2 separate regions of the Mus musculus genome follow, and region 2 is linked to region 1. A link is a loop called in an ENCODE intact Hi-C map of the cell type or tissue named here. Cell type or tissue: left cerebral cortex. All regions are shown on one strand.

The links. A loop is a pair of places that touch in the nucleus more often than their neighbours do. Peaks named below come from ENCODE experiments on the same cell type or tissue, not always from the same donor. Only the 100,000 strongest peaks of a DNase experiment are listed, where the experiment ranks them.
Region 2: it touches region 1 in a loop (9-fold over the local background); 6 of 42 quality-filtered maps call a loop at or near these places.

The regions. Positions count from the first base shown.
Region 1 is chr13:12,610,725-12,615,724 of GRCm38, reverse strand. It overlaps the pseudogene Gpr137b-ps. Among named protein-coding and RNA genes, the nearest start is that of Ero1b, 47 kb to the right of the region's middle. In left cerebral cortex, no CTCF peak of the experiment used is centred here; no DNase peak of the experiment used is centred here.
Region 2 is chr13:13,355,288-13,360,287 of GRCm38, reverse strand. Gpr137b (G protein-coupled receptor 137B) reads left to right here. Exons shown (of 7, transcript NM_031999.2): 7 at 865-2,668. The coding sequence ends at 976. Among named protein-coding and RNA genes, the nearest start is that of Gm7040, 35 kb to the right of the region's middle. In left cerebral cortex, no CTCF peak of the experiment used is centred here; a DNase peak (open chromatin) is centred at 1,980.

The sequences.
Region 1 (5,000 bases):
AGCCCTATGGAAGAGTTCTCTGTTGACAGCCTTCAGCCAGACAGACCGGATGACAGCTGAGTTGCTAAGGCAGTTTTCCTTAGGAAACAGAACTCTAGTTTTTGCTATAGCTTTCTCATGGCTCCACAGGGCTAAGCAATAATTTAGAGCAATAAACCCTTTAGTACTAGCAGAGAATCTGGCTATTTCAGTGGGTATAATTTAAACTTATAAAAGAGATTCTGTACTTTTATAAAGATGTATTTTATATAACTTAAATACTAATGCTAAAGTATACTAGGTTTTTCCTTGATTGTTAATTTGTTAATTGCAACGTATGTTGTAGTTTGCACAGACTTTCACGCAGAATTCACTTTAAAACGTATAGAATGCGTGGTCTAATAGTTTAAAGCTTTGGGAAAACTTTCCACAAATCTTACCTCTGAAGGTTCCTCTTGTGAGTGCCACGTGGTGGGCTCCTTTCACCGCCACTCAAGCATTCCAAGTTAAGGGGAAGCAGAGTACCACGGTCTGTACGTAACAGGCTCAGCAGCAGCAATTTCTCGTAAACTCTGTCCTAAGCCTGGTCCTTCTTCATCTGAAAGCACTACTACAAGCACTCCAGTAACAAGTGGATACTGTTAAGATGTAGTTGCTGACACTATTAAACCTCCTCTGCTGTGTGTGTAGCCATTTTGTAGAGTTTTCTTCAGCCCGGTGTAACTGAATACTCACTACCTCAGTAGGATGGAAGGACTGCGCCTTCTTTGACTCAGCCAGTGCTCTCTATAGTCAGGCTACAAGCCAAGAGGTCCCCACAGAGTATTAACAATAAACACTTCTGGCCTTCAAGCTCTAAAGGATTGCAGACTCCTGACAGCTTTTCTGTAAGACATGCCTGTCATTTGTATGAGGCTGACACGGTGCTCACTCGCTGCCTGTTATTTTTAGATAGTGTTCTATTAAAAGCTACGTGTATGAGAAAGTGGGCTCTGCCTCTGTGGCAGCACCATCCCTCTCTCAGCCAGAGAGCGTTCCAGACAGTGGTCCTCATGTGCCATCTCCGTGCTGTCCTGGGAAAACTCTGGAACCAATGTGGCCCTCCTGGAGGCCGGATGCTCTGGCTTCTTCTGGTCCTATAGGTCACAGAGCCACGCCCACTTTCTCCCATTTTGTTATATTTAAGATTGGGAGCCCAGTTTCCAGTGGGTTGTGATAGGGTCTTCATTGTACAGAGCACGACGTGGAGGAACTTACGCAACCCCTCCCCACACCCTGCCTTTGGGGTGGAGTAAACATCTGGGTTGCAAGCCATTTAAAATTGCTTCTTTGCCAGGGTGAATTCTGGCAAAGCCTACACAAATCGCCTGTACGATAGCACTGTATAAAAGTTTATCTGTCACCATACCTGCAATGATTTGGCTGTTGCAGCCAGTGCCCACAGCTCCTGTGTCCTTGTCTCTAGCAGGGCGGTACCTGCCAGCAGCCAAGGGCAAGGCTTGCTGGAAAGCACAGCCTCATTAAGGCCGTTCTGTTTGCACCCATTTTGTAGCACATGCACACTTTACAGTTGGTGAATGCTAGGCGTCTGTTTTCTTACAGTAACAAGCAAGCTATCATCCATTTTTACAACAAAGTTGTCAGCATTCATGTCAGCAATAAAAAGACTACAGCTCTTAAATGTTGTCAACTGGTGCTGGAATATACACGTGCAGTGGCTGTGTACCACATGTAGGGAAGGTCGTCTGAACTGGCTTTGCGTCTTCTCCCTTACTTCCTCTGCTAACAAAACTGTTCCTAATGTGTTAGACATAGGAAAAGAAAAGTTCATGTTCACATCATGAAACTTACAACCTGGTGATATTAAAGCACATGGGGCCAAACATGGTATTATGGTTATAATCCCAGCGCTAGCTCAAGTCTGAAGTTAGCCGGGGCTATAGCATTACTCTAAGATAAGTAAGTTCATGGGAATAAGGCATTGCCACTGAAAATGTCACTCTGGTACCAGCAGTGAGGTCTGCTGTAACAAGGTCAGGACACACCTTTTTAGCTGCTGAGCCATTTGCCTGAGCAGTTAGGAATTCTGGCCAACCTGTGTTCATATCCATCATTGATTGACACATATTCCTTAGATAATGTCTGGAGTGTTGTAGAGTTGTGAACTAGAGGTTATTACAGTATATGCCCCAGTCACATTTTATTGTGGAACCAACACTAGACCCCTATGAAGAGCAAAAGAAGTATTAGTCACTGGGCACTTCAGAAGCAATGTGAGAATCTCATTTGGAGGTATATACTGTCTGTTAGAATGTTATGCACACATATGCATGTGTGCCTACCTTCACAGGGGAGATCATATATCCAGGCCTGCTAAGCACTGGGTATGCCTTGCCACTGCACTACACACATTCTAGCCTTTGCTGTTTGTTCTACTACAAGGTTACAAATAATTTATCAAAATTTACAAGTTTAGCCAATTATTGTAGAAAAAGAATCCTGTTTTCACTCTTATCAGACAGCAATTTAAACAACAGACTGATGCAGAAACACATCAGTATGCGGTTTACTTTATCCACAGCTTCTGGTGGATCCAGATGGGAGAGCTGTTAGGAAAAGGAGCAGGCTCAAATCAGAGTTCTCATCAAAGACTAAATAAATAGGACAATTGAAGTGAGAAAACTTTTAAAATGGAACTGTGAAGACAGACAATGGAATTTAGTCTACTGGGTGCCTCTGTTAGACTGGGAAGTTGTCATGAGTTTGGATCTGAGACCACACTAAGAGAATCGCACATAAACTTCCTCTCCGCTCCTGGCAGGACACATGAAAAACCCTCTCCCAATGGAACAAAATACCTGATCCCTGCTGTGGCCATCCCTATGTCCCAAACGATTACACTTCTTATGCCTTTGCTTCATTCTTGCCCTGGGTAGGTTCTGTGTTCAATATGGACTCATTGAATCCAAATGCCTATAGGATCCACACCTACCTCCCCAAACCTTCATCTGCCTCCATGTTTGGATGCAGATAGCTTACTAGTGTCTTCTTTTCCCCTAAGCCTTATCTGGTTCACCCCTCAAATTCTGATTTTCTATAACCTGAGTGGAGCATATGTTCTGAACTTTAGCCTCCTCAGAACTGGAGTTCAGAGACTCACTTTCTTCAGCTCATATGAGCCTCAAAATTCTTCCCTCTCAACTCTTGTTTACATAACTGTTACCCATGACTCTGACACCCACTAGTCACTCGCCGATCATGGTCTTCCTTCAAGACCCTAACTGAAGCATAAGAGTGCATGCATTCAGATAAACAGGGTCTTCTCAGGCCTGCTGTGCGAGTCTCTAACAGATACCTAACTCTTTGGACAAATAAATGGAGGGGACTCTTTTTTTCTTTTTTTTTTTTTGTGGTTTTTCGAGACAGGGTTTCTCTGTGTAGCTCTGGCTGTCCTGGAACTCACTTGGTAGACCAGGCTGGCCTCAAACTCAGAAATCTGCCTGCCTCTGTCTGCCTCCCAAGTGCTGGGATTAAAGGCGTGCACCACCATGCCCGCCAGCTCGTCTTACAAGATGACCTCTGACTCCATGGTGGTGTGCTGGACCTCTATGAATGTTCCCATTTAGCAAGAACTCAGAACTACCCAAGGTAGCTGAAAAGAAAATCTAAGATGATCTTTACGTTCTAACAGTTAAGTTCAAGAGGTTAAAAGTACCTTTAATCTAAGATTGTAGTTGTAGGTAGAATGCTTGCCCATGTGTCCAGTTCCCCGCACTGCATAAAGTGGGCTTGGCAGTTTATACCTGTGGTCCCAGCACTTGGAAGTTGGGAGACAAAGAGAAGAATCAGAAGTTCAAGGCCATCCTTGGCTATATAGGGACTTTGAGGATAGTCTGAGACACTAACGACCCTGTAAGTAAAGAAAGGGAGGGGAGGAGGGACCCACAACAGAAAACAGTTCTGCATTGCTAGGAGGAGTTTTTTCAAAGCTCACGTGGAATCATGAAAATCTATAGTATCTAGGAAAACTAAAATGGGGCAGGGGAAGGAGAGCGTGTAGTCAGTTTGAACACAATAATAAATTCCAAATCACCAATAACGTGTTGGTGACACATTAAGGAAAGAAAGCGTTTCCCCTTGGTGTCATTTAACCAAGAGTAAGCTCAGATTTTATTTTCTATTTCATGTTCCCTGTGTCTTCTGTCTTCATCCTCTGTGTGTTACACGAGTCTAAATCTGTGCCTGCCTGAAGACTGTCTTGTAAATCTATCCCCACTGTGTGTTCATCTGTCACAAAGGGCTTTGTTCTCTATTGAGCAGCCCAGAAAGCATAACATGGAGAAGGAATGAGGGATAACAGAAATCTTTAACAGCGTTTTACAAGGGATTATTAAATCGGACTCCAATTAACCCCAACCGACCCAGAAAACAGTATCTCAAACACTATTGTTTATCGAGCAATATTTAAATGTTGTGTTCAACATTCGTGGTGGATATTCGCTTTAGGAGATTGCTTTCAACTTCTGTGTGTGCTGTTTTCAGCAAATGACACCCATTCATTACTGTTGGTCAGAGACACGGAGAGTACAGGACTTGAGATTACAGCTAGGCACAGGGAAACCCAAGGGTAAGTAAGGGTGACTGTTAACACCGGTTTCTTAAAAGCTGAGCACACAGTAGGATAGCATCTTACGTCACAAGTGACCTCAGGGTCTACTAACCTTGCCTGTAAGGTCCATCAAAAGTTCCACTCCAGTCTCTTGGAGAGGACCAAGGGCTAATATTCAATATTATTGAATTAAAACAATGTCTACTGGTACATATAGGAAAATGGACTGATGAAATGGAAACATAACCTAGATAAGGAGCTAGGTCCATAGAGGTGTCAGAGATCTTCCTGTCTACATGATTCCTCAAAGGAGTCATGGAACAAATGGCTAGAGTTCCCGGACCAAACAGGTTACACCTATGTAAAGTTAGGTTGGTTTCTTTAACCTGTATTTTGTACTAGGATCCAAAGG
Region 2 (5,000 bases), 740 kb before region 1:
CTCTGGAAGCAAGCCAACATAAAGATTTCTCAGGGTCAAGAGCTCTCCTCCTAGAGTCTGAGCTCCACCTCTTCCTAAAGCTTCTCTCTTATCTAATCTAGCTGCCCCACACTTTCACCCTGTAACCCCACTGGAGTGCTGGAGCGTCCCTAACCACTACTTGCCAGAAGTTACTGAGAGGGCAGTACTCGCCCTGTACCGAGAGCAAGAAAAGACCCTTTTCTATGATAGAGGAAACTGAAAGGTGTTTTTCAGTTCCAATGATATCTCAGGGATCGCTCTTGAGGACTTTTATAGGTGTTTACTCAACCCTGACAACAGCCCAAATAGAAAATTGCTAATGTCTTCCTGTTGCACAGACAAGGAACTTGAGACATAGACATTATCTATCCAAAACGCACGATAATATCCCACCTTAGGGGTCACTTTTTTTTAATTTTATTTTTTTTTATTTTTTTTTATTTCTTTGGTTTTGTTCGAGACAGGGTTTCTCTGTATAGCCCTGGCTGTCCTGGAACTCACTCTGTAGACCAGGTTGGCCCAGAACTCAGAAATCTGCCTGCTTCTGCCTCCCGAGTGCTGGGATTAAAGGCGTGCGCCACCAACGCCCGGCCTTTTTTTTTTTTTCTCCTAAATCTGTGTTCCCCACAATGACTAGTTTTAGGTTCTGTAGTTGCAAACTTCTAAACTCTGCGGGGTTCAGTAGACTTGAATTCAGGCTGGCAGCAGTGTGCATAGCAGTTTGGTAGAAAATGGGCAAGATACTAGGCCTGAAGACGCAGGTGTGTTGCTAAAATCCACATATGACATATATGCAATACCCTGTGTCAAGCCACTGAACTGGTTTTGTTTGTTTGTTTAAAGTTTTGCTCCAGACTACTATGATTGGGGACAACAAAATAACAGCTTCCTGGCACAAGCAGGAACTTTGCATCAAGACTCCACTTTGGATCCAGACAAAGCAAGCCAAGGGTAGCAGCAGCTGACACAGCCCTATGGAAGAGTTCTCTGTTGAAAGCCTTCAGCCAGACAGACCGGATGACAGCTGAGTTGCTAAGGCAGTTTTCCTTAGGAAACAGAACTCTAGTTTTTGCTATAGCTTTCTCATGGCTCCACAGGGCTAAGCAATAATTTAGAGCAATAAACTCTTTAGTACTAGCAGAGAATCTGGCTATTTCAGTGGGTATAATTTAAACTTATAAAAGAGGTTCTGTACTTTTATAAAGATGTATTTTATATAACTTAAATACTAATGCTAAAGTATACTAGGTTTTTCCTTGATTGTTAATTGCAACGTATGTTGTAGTTTGCACAGACTTTCATGCATAATTCACTTTAAAACGTATAGAATACGTGGTCTAATAGTTTAAAGCTTTGGGGAAAGTTTCCACAAATCTTACCTCTGAAGGTCCCTCTTGTGAGTGCCACGTGGTGGGCTCCTTTCACCGCCACTCAAGCATTCCAAGTTCAGGAGAAGCAGAGTACCATGGTCTGTACGTAACAGGCTCAACAGCAGCAGCAGCAGCAGCAGCAGCAGCAGCAATTTCTCGTAAACTCTGTCCTAAGCCTGGTCCTTCTTCATCTGAAAGCACTACTACAAGCACTCCAGTAACAAGTGGATACTGTTAAGATGTAGTTGCTGACACTATTAAACCTCCTCTGCTGTGTGTGTAGCCATTTTGTAGAGTTTTCTTCAGCCCGGTGTAACTGAATACTCACTACCTCAGTACCTCAGTAGGATGCAAGGACTGTGCCTTCTTTGACTCAGCCAGTGCTTGCTATAGTCAGGCTACAAGCCAAGAGGTCCCCACAGAGTATTAACAATAAATACTTCTGGCCTTCAAGCTCTAAAGGATTGCAGACTCCTGACAGCTTTTCTGTAAGACATGCCTGTCATTTGTATGAGGCTGACACGGGGCTCACTGCCTGTTATTTTTAGATAGTGTTCTATTAAAAGCTATGTGTATGAGAAAGTAGGCTCTGCCTACGTGGCGGCAGCATCCCCATATCAGCCAGAGAGTGTTCCAGACAGTGGTCCTCTTGTGCCATCTCCGTGCTGTCCTGGGAAAACGCTGGAACAACGTGGCCCTCCTGGAGGCCGGATGCTCTGGCTTCTTCTGGTCCTATAGGTCACAGAGCCACGCCCACTTTCTCCCATTTTGTTATATTTAAGATTGGGAGCCCAGTTTCCAGTGGGTTGTAATGGGGTCTTCGTTGTACAGAGGACGACGTGGAGGAACTTGCGCAGCCCCGCCCCACACCCTGCCTTTGGGTTTGAGTAAACATCTGGGTTGCAAGCCATTTAAAATTGCTTCTTTGCCAGGGTGAATTCTGGCAAAGCCTACACAAATCGCCTGTACGATAGCACTGTATAAAAGTTTATCTGTCACCATACCTGCAATGATTTGGCTGTTGCAGCCAGTGCCCACAGCTCCTGTGTCCTTGTCTCTAGCAGGGCGGTACCTGTCAGCAGCCAAGGGCAAGGCTTGCTGGAAAGCACAGCCTCATTAAGGCTGTTCTGTTTGCACCCATTTTGTAGCACATGCACACTTTACAGTTGGTGAATGCTGGGCGTCTGTTTTCTTACAGTAACAAGCAAGCTATCATCCATTTTTACAATAAAGTTGTCAGCATTCATGTCAGCAATAAAAAGACTACAGCTCTTAAATGTTGTCAACTGGTGCTGGAATATACACGTGCAGTGGCTGTGTACCACATGTCGGGAAGGAGGTCTGAACCGGCTTTGCGTCTTCTCCCTTACTTCCTCTGCTAACAAAACTGTTCCTAATGTGTTAAACATAGGAAAAGAAAAGTTCATGTTCACATCATGAAACTAACAACCTGGTGATATTACAGCACATGGGGCCAAGCATGGTATTTTGGTTATAATCCCAGCGCTAGCTTAAGTCTGAAGTTAGCCTGGGCTATAGCAATACTCTGAGATAAGTAAGTTCATGGGAATGAGGCATTACCACTGAAAATGTAACTGTCTGCTGTAACGAGGACAGGACACACCTTTTTAGCTGCTGAGCCATTTGCCTGAGCAGTTAAGAATTCTGGCCAACCTGTGTTCATATCCATCATTGATTGACACATATTCCTTAGATAGATAGCTAATGTCTGGAGTGTTACAAGTAGAGTTATGAACTAGAAGTTATTACAGTATATGTCCCAGTCACATTTTATTGTGGAACCAACACTAGACCCCTATGAAGAGCAAAAGAAGTATTAGTTACTGGGCACTTCAGAAGCAATGTGAGAATCTCATTTGGAGGTCTATATTGTCTGTTAGAATGTTATGCACACATATGCATGTGTGCCTACCTTCACAGGGAAGATCATATCCAGGCCTGCTAAGCACTGGATATGCCTTGCCACTGCGCTACACACATTCTAGCCTTTGCTGTTTGTTCTACTACAAGGTTACAAATAATTTATCAAAATTTACAAGTTTAGCCAATTATTGTAGAAAAAGAATCCTTCTTTCACTCTTATCAGACAGCAATTTAAACAACAGACTGATGCAGAAACACATCCGTGTGCAGTTCTACTTTATCCAGTATGCATGAGCTATTCACAGCTTCTGATGGATCCAGATGGTAGAGCTATTAGGAAAAGGAGCAGGCTCAAATCAGAGTTCTCATCAAAAACTAAATAAATAGGACAATTAAAGTGAGAAAACTTTTTAAATGGAACTGTGAAGACAGACAGTGGAATTTAGTCTACTGGGTGCCTCTGTTGGACTGGGAAGTTGTCATGAGTTTGGATCTGAGACCACACTAAGAGAATCGCACATAAACTTCCTCTCCGCTCCTGGCAGGACACATGAAAAACCCTCTCCCAATGGAACAAATACCTGATCCCTATGTCCCAAACGATTACACTTCTTATGCTTTTGCTTCATTCTTGCCCTGGGTAGGTTCTGTGTTCAATATGGACTCATTGAACCCAAATGCCTATAGGATCCACACCTACCTCCCCAAACCCTCATCTCCCTCCATGTTTGGATGCAGATAGCTTACTAGTGTCTTCTTTTCCCCTAAGCCTTACCTGGTTCACCCCTCAAATTCTGATTTTCTATAACCTGAGTGGAGCATATGTTCTGAACTTTAGCCTCCTCAGAACTGGAGTTCAGAGCCTCACTTTCTTCAGCTCATATGAGCCTCAAAATTCTTCCCTCTCAACTCTTGTTTACGTAACTGTTACCCATGACTCTGACACCCACTAGTCACTCGCCGATCATGGTCTTCCTTCAAGACCCTAACTGAAGCATAAGAGTGCATGCATTCAGATAAACAGGGTCTTCTCAGGCCTGCTGTGCGAGTCTCTAACAGATACCCAACTCTTTGGACAAATAAATGGAGGGGACTCTTTTTTTTTTTTTTTTTTTTTTTTTTTTTTTTTGTGGTTTTTCGAGACAGGGTTTCTCTGTGTAGCCCTGGCTGTCCTGGAACTCATTTGGTAGACCAGGCTGGCCTCAAACTCAGAAATCTGCCTGCTTCTGTCTGCCTCCCAAGTGCTGGGATTAAAGGCGTGCACCACCATGCCCGGCCAGCTCGTCTTACAAGATGAGCTCTGACTCCATGGTGGTGTGCTGGACCTCTATGAACGTCCCCACTTAGTAAGAACTCAGAACTACCCAAGGTAGCTGAAAAGAAAATCTAAGATCTTTACATTCTAACAGTTAAGTTCAAGAGGTTAAAAGTACCTTGAATCTAAGATTGTAGTTGTAGGTAGAATGCTTGCCCATGTGTCCAGTTCCCCGCACTGCATAAAATGGGCTTGGCAGTTTATACCTGTGGTCCCAGCACTTGGAAGTGGGGAGACAGAGAAGAATCAGAAGTTCAAGACCACCCTTGGCTATATAGGGACTTTGAGGATAGTCTGAGACACTAACGACCCTGTAAGTAAAGAAAGGGAGGGGAGGAGGGACCCACAACAGAAAACAGTTCTGCATTGCTAGGAGGAGTTTTTCCAAAGCTCACGTGGAATCATGAAAA